Linked DNA regions of Homo sapiens: region 1 is linked to region 2. A link is a loop called in an ENCODE intact Hi-C map of the cell type or tissue named here. Cell type or tissue: CD14-positive monocyte. All regions are shown on one strand. Links, peaks and the distances in the headings refer to the core of each region. The heading gives the core; the rest is flanking DNA.

What was found. Hi-C counts contacts between places; a loop is a spot of excess contacts. Peaks named below come from ENCODE experiments on the same cell type or tissue, not always from the same donor. Only the 100,000 strongest peaks of a DNase experiment are listed, where the experiment ranks them.
Region 1: it touches region 2 in a loop (3-fold over the local background); 2 of 110 quality-filtered maps call a loop at or near these places.

What each region holds. Positions count from the first base shown.
Region 1 is chr11:68,796,959-68,799,837 of GRCh38, reverse strand. It overlaps CPT1A (carnitine palmitoyltransferase 1A), which reads left to right. Exons shown (of 19, transcript NM_001876.4): 6 at 483-620. Among named protein-coding and RNA genes, the nearest start is that of CPT1A, 44 kb to the left of the region's middle. RefSeq lists an enhancer at 926-1,425. In CD14-positive monocyte, for the core only: CTCF peaks have their summits at 1,235 and 1,441 (motif pointing right); no DNase peak of the experiment used is centred there.
Region 2 is chr11:68,582,849-68,585,759 of GRCh38, reverse strand. It overlaps PPP6R3 (protein phosphatase 6 regulatory subunit 3), which reads right to left. Exons shown (of 24, transcript NM_001164161.2): 15 at 2,631-2,717. Among named protein-coding and RNA genes, the nearest start is that of GAL, 100 kb to the left of the region's middle. RefSeq lists an enhancer at 1,478-1,978. In CD14-positive monocyte, for the core only: a CTCF peak has its summit at 1,558 (motif pointing left); no DNase peak of the experiment used is centred there; H3K27ac peaks cover 1,250 bases.

The DNA.
Region 1 (2,879 bases), core at 380-2,879, 210 kb before region 2:
TAGCATTGAAGGGAGTTTACCTGTCTAAGGACTGCCAAGACCAACTTGGGGGAAGAGTCTAAACTTTTTCTTTTTTTTTTTTGAGATAGGGTCTCACTCTGTTGCCCAGGCTGGGTTGCAGTGGCATGATCATGGCTCACTGCAGCCGCAACCTTCTGGGCTCAAGCGATCCTCCCAACCTCAGCCCCCCAGGTAGCTGGGACCACAGACATGCACCACCATGTCCAGCTAATTTTTGTCTTGTTTTTTTTTGTAGAGATGGGGTTTCACCATGTTGTTTAGGCTGGTCTTGAACTCCTGAGCTCAAGCAATCCACTGGCCTTGACCTCCCAAAGTGCTGGGATTACAAGCATGAGCCACCATGCCCAGCCTAAAACCTTTTCAATGTGTTAGAACTTTTCCTAAGGCACAAGTGAGGCAAACATAGGCTTTGATTAATATGTTTTAACTTGGGTGATTTTTTTTTCCCCCAATAATCCCAGTATCTACAGTCGGTGAGGCCTCTTATGAAGGAAGAAGACTTCAAACGGATGACAGCACTTGCTCAAGATTTTGCTGTCGGTCTTGGACCAAGATTACAGTGGTATTTGAAGTTAAAATCCTGGTGGGCTACAAATTACGTAAGTCTGTATACACAGTTTTTCTTGATGAAATTTTTCCGTATGAAGACGCTAATTTTGAGGGGCAGGGATAACAGGGCTGAAATGACAGTTTGGATTAGCCAAAATCACACCCTAGGAAGTTCCAGCTATAGTTTTACCTCTGTGCAGAGTGGAGTGTGTGTGTGTTAGGACTGACGTGTAGTTACAGTGACAGTTTCTTGGTTTTTGGATTTTTTTGTAGAGACAGAGTCTCACTATGTTGACCAGGCTGGTCTCAAACTCCTGGGCTCAAGTGATCCTCCCACCTCGGCCTCCCAAAGTGCTGGGATCATAGGCATGAGCCACCACACCCAGCCTACAGTGACAGTTTTACCCTGAGTGCAGGTACACCAGCACGATGCTGTGTTTTGCACGCAGGAGGCTTCTCCCTCTCCCTCTTCCCCGGAGAGTCCTCCCGTGAGCTGTTTCTCCTGCAGCAGTGCCATGCTGCCCCAGAGACCTGCTCCCATCCTCCTCTTTGGTTTATCTTGATTCCAAGGGCATCCTTCCCGAGCTCGCTGGTGGATGCAGGGATGGTGTGGGATAGGGCGGTGCTGATCGCCCCTCCCTGGGGTTGAGTGTGGCTCGGTGGTCCCAGGAGCATCTCCTCCAACGAAGCGTCTTAGCTGGCACCCTGTGTGCGGGGAGCTGGCTGGGCTTCCACGTACTGGGAGGGCAAGAGCAGGCCTCCGGCAGACAAAGCAAGGGAGGGAGTCTAGCTTTGAGGAACAACTAACACGGAAGAGAAGGTGTCCAAAGCGACCCTGACAGAACCAGCAGGTGGCGCTAGACGTGGCATGGTGGGTGGATGGGCAGTGCCTGGAGGGGTCTCTCTAGCCTCAGGGGGCCGGGCATATTCGCTGGCTGCACCGGTGTGCTGGACTGGTAAACGTCAGCTCTCTGCACAGCTCTCCGCACACGAGGCCCTTGCATGGGCACTGTTCTGTAGGTACGTGTGTTTCAGCACAAAGCTGAAAGGAAGCGATCCCTGGGTCCAGCAGGCTGTGAAGGGACAGCAGCTGTGAGGTGGTTGGGGGGCACTGCCTCTGGGTGGCCTCAGGACACATGTGCCAGGGAATAGAGACAACACCTGCGGAACACCAGGTTAGTGCCACGGACTGGGACGGTGGCTTCTTCAGGCAGACCTGGGAAGCAGTCTGTGGAGCAATTTTGCATAACATTGGTTTTTTCTTTGTTTTCTTTTATTTTCTTTAGTTTCTGAGACAAAGTCTCGCTCGTCACCCAGGCTGGAGTGCAGTGGAGCGATCTCGGCTCACTGCAAGCTCTGCCTCCCAGGTTCAAGCAATTCTCCTGCCTCAGCCTCCTGAGTAGCTGGGATTACAGGCACCCGCCACCACACCCGGCTAATTTTTGCATTTTTAGTACAGACGGGGTTTCATCATGTTGGCCAGGCAGGTCCGGAACTCCTAACCTCAAGTGATCAGCCCGCCTCAGTCTCCCAAAGTGCTGGGATGACAGGCGTGAGCCACCGCTCCTGGCCTTTGTTTCTGTTTTCTTTTATTTGAGAAAGGGTCTTGCTCTGTTGCCCAGGTGGGAATGCAGTGGCACGATCATAGCTCACTGTTGCCTGGAACCCCTGGGCTCAAGTAACCCTCCTGTCTTAGCCTCCCAAGTAGCTGAGACTACAGGCGTGAGCCACCACACCTGGCTAATTTCTTAAAATTTTTTGGAGAGATGGAACCTTGCTATGTTGCCCAGGCTGGCTTCAAACTCCTGGCATCAAGCGATCTTCCTGTCTCAACCTCCCAAAGTGCTGAGATTACAGGTGTGAGCCACCATGGCCAGCCCATAGTTTTGGTTTTTAAAACATGTTAGCAGTCAGACATTTATGATTTACTTTCCATTTGGTCTCTTAAACATTTTTAAATTTTTATTTTATTTATTATTTTTATTTTTAATGTAGGGCTAGAGCCTTGCTATGTTGCCTAGCCTGGTCTCGAACTCCTGGTCTCAAGCAATCCTCCCACTTCGGCTTTTTATTTCCCTTTTGAACCATCTACAAAATGAAGGTGATGTACCTTCTTTCTGCCTGTCTCAACTTAAAAAGAACACTTTTCATTTCCCACGGTGTCGCATTCCATCTAGTTAGGACTGCGTTCCCTGTTCTGGAATGGCCCCTGTTAGACGCCGAAATGTCTGCCAAAAGCACTGCCTGCCCTTCCCCGCGGCTCTGGGCTGCTGCCAGGGAGCCTGCCTGGCCCCTGCTGAGCCTGCGGG
Region 2 (2,911 bases), core at 186-2,685:
ACTAGTAACTTCCATGCAATAATGCACAGAAAAAAGGAAAATGATCAGATGTAATCCTCATTAGTTCTAAGTCAATTACAGCTTCTAGCAAAGAACTTCACATTTCAAATCTCATTTTTACTAATAAAGCTACCAAAACTTACAAATATATGTAAGTGAAGACTGTTATTGTATCCTATTTAAAGGTATATAAAAAGTGCTTTGAACTCTGAGAAACCTATATCTGGAAAGCACAATATAGCTGTATAATTATTTTTAAAAAGCACACTTTCCTAGTACTGTCATCCTGGCCAAAGTCAGAAACTGTTCAAGTCACTGAGAAGTGAGCCAACCACTTTAAGCAAATCTCTTAACAGTAATGCCACCCAGGCAACAGAAACTACTGGTCAACTAAATGTGGCCTAATTGCCTACCAGCAAGCCCGTATGTGATGTGAGGTAGTGGGAAATGATGAGTCAGTGTTTCAGAGCCCATATGCGGCAGTCAGTCTGAATTCTCCAGACCTCCATGGGGGCCTCACCCTCCAAACTCTATAAGGCAGAATCAGGGAGGTGGGGAGTCAAACACCAGACTTTAGGAGACCAGACAAGGCTAAAGGGAGAAGCAAATGGGCAGGGCACAAACGCCTGGAGGCACTCCCCACTGGTGACGTGGCTGGGTTACCTGGTTAAATTATCTGCCCTGAGCTCTCTACATTCGGGGACTTTATCAACATGATGCCCAACCTCAAACGTGAATGAGAACTTGAAGTTCAAGTCTACAAACTAATATTCTGATCTTAATGGAGGCTATGATGAAACTCTAATAAATTAACCAAGACCTTTTTTGCATTCTCAAAATTTTAAGAAGTGCTTTGGAGTGTATTTATTTTCAAAATGATCCATGATTGGTTTAAACATGCAAAGAAAAATGTACTGGAAGCTTGTCAATCAGAAAAGAGTAATTATTCTTCCACTTTGAAAAGTTCATATGAAGTGGGTAAATTCTGCAAGCTAAGAGCTTGGCAAGGGCTGTTGTAAGTTAGTTTTGTGAATGAAATGGCTTCGTACGCACGTGAGCTGTCGGTCAAACAAACAAAATAATGTAAGAAAACTCTCCCCAGAACAGGTATGACCCTGGAACCAGATATCATGAGAAATAAAGGAATCCACTTTCCAAATGCCTAAATTTAACCAAATCTAGACTAAATTGACAGCCGAAGTTCCAAGTTTATCATTATTACTAGTAAGGTGTTCTTTTTCTTAAAGCTGTATTTCAACAGGTACAAAATTACCTTGATAATTTACATTTGATATCATCAAGCTTCATTCTAGGGGTGGACCAATGTACAGCACTCAGGTTCATGGCCAACTGGGTGGACTATTTCAGTACTCTACAGGTGCCTCAGTGGAGGGAGAGCCCATTGTCCAGGTGCTTCCTGGGACAATACCAGAGCGCTCTGGGAAAAGGGCTGCTTGCAGGCACGAGGGCTCACAATGAGCCATGGTGGGCCACCGCCACGGCCCGTGCAGCCTAATAGCAAGCCAAGGCAGGAAGCTGTGAGAGCTGCTCAACAGTGCCCCCTAGGGACTGGCTACTTCCTGACCCTAACCTCCGGAAATCTGCTGTCAAAGGCAGAAGTGTCAAGAATCAACAGAGAAGTCAGCCAAATGCTGAAATGCTACTTCAGACCTATTTGGGAAAGGTAAACTCTAAACTGTCTGAGTATTAAAATCAAACAATTGCTTAGCTCAACCAATACTGGAATATGACAGGTGTAAGACTTACAAGCCAAAAGACAGGGCCAGCATAAGCATGTGAAGCTTCATCTAAGACGAAGCTTAGAGACTAAAAAAAAGAAGCCAAGCAACAACATTCTGTGCTGGGTGGGAAGGTGTCCCCGTTAATTCTATTGCTGCACCAAAGCAACATGTAAGCCAAGGCATTCTGGTCCTGGCTAAGGACAACTTCTCCATATGAAAAGCTGATAGCCTGCAAAAGGGCTTCTGTTTTTCACTCCCATACCTAGTAGAGAAGTGAAATCATTTGTCACTTCTCCAAGAACTAACAATGGATGATAAATCAGTACATTTATTATTCATATCGAGGCTTTCCCCCACAAAGATTATAAGCAGGTGGTAAAGGGAGATGATAAATTCAGGGGCAGGCAGAGAGGGGTTGCAATGAATTACTTCAACTAAAAATTTACTTTAGATGTAACTATAATAGAACTTACATCAGGGGTATTCGTGAGAGTTTACTTTTACTTACATTTTAAACGTCTTATTTCTATTATTTTTACCAGCAGATCTCTACTACACAAATCTTTAAGCAACAACTCAACTATTGTAAAGGTCTGTGTAACAAGCATGTGTGAGATGCCTTCTTAACTATTCAGTTCATTCAAATCTTCTGAAAATGTACTTGACTCATCACTGTTATCAGGGATGGAACAATCCCTTGAAACATAACCAATACAAATCTATCTTTCATTTACCCAGCACTTCCTATTTTAAATGCTTTGGTCTAACTAATAAGTAACCCCAAATCACATTCTAATACATAATCTGACTCTGAAGCTGATTCATAAAAGGCAACTAAACTAAGCATTTAAAATAAAAACAAAAAGCAAAGCTTTAGGCGTGACTCACTTGCTGCAAAGAAGAATCCTGTGAGAAACCCGTTTCTTTAAAGTCAATTTCATCATCACTGGATGAATGAATATGGCAGGTTGTAACCTATATGCATAAAAATGTAAAAGACTATTTAACATAGAAAAGTTTTGGACATTTGTATCAGCATTTTTATGGAAAAATCACATTTAGTTTTTTTCTCAACGTGTAACAGAAAAAAATGAAAGTCAGTCACAGTTAAGCTGCCAAACCCGCCCAATGTGTCAAGGGCACCCTTCCTTCCCTCGGGCCAGGCTGCT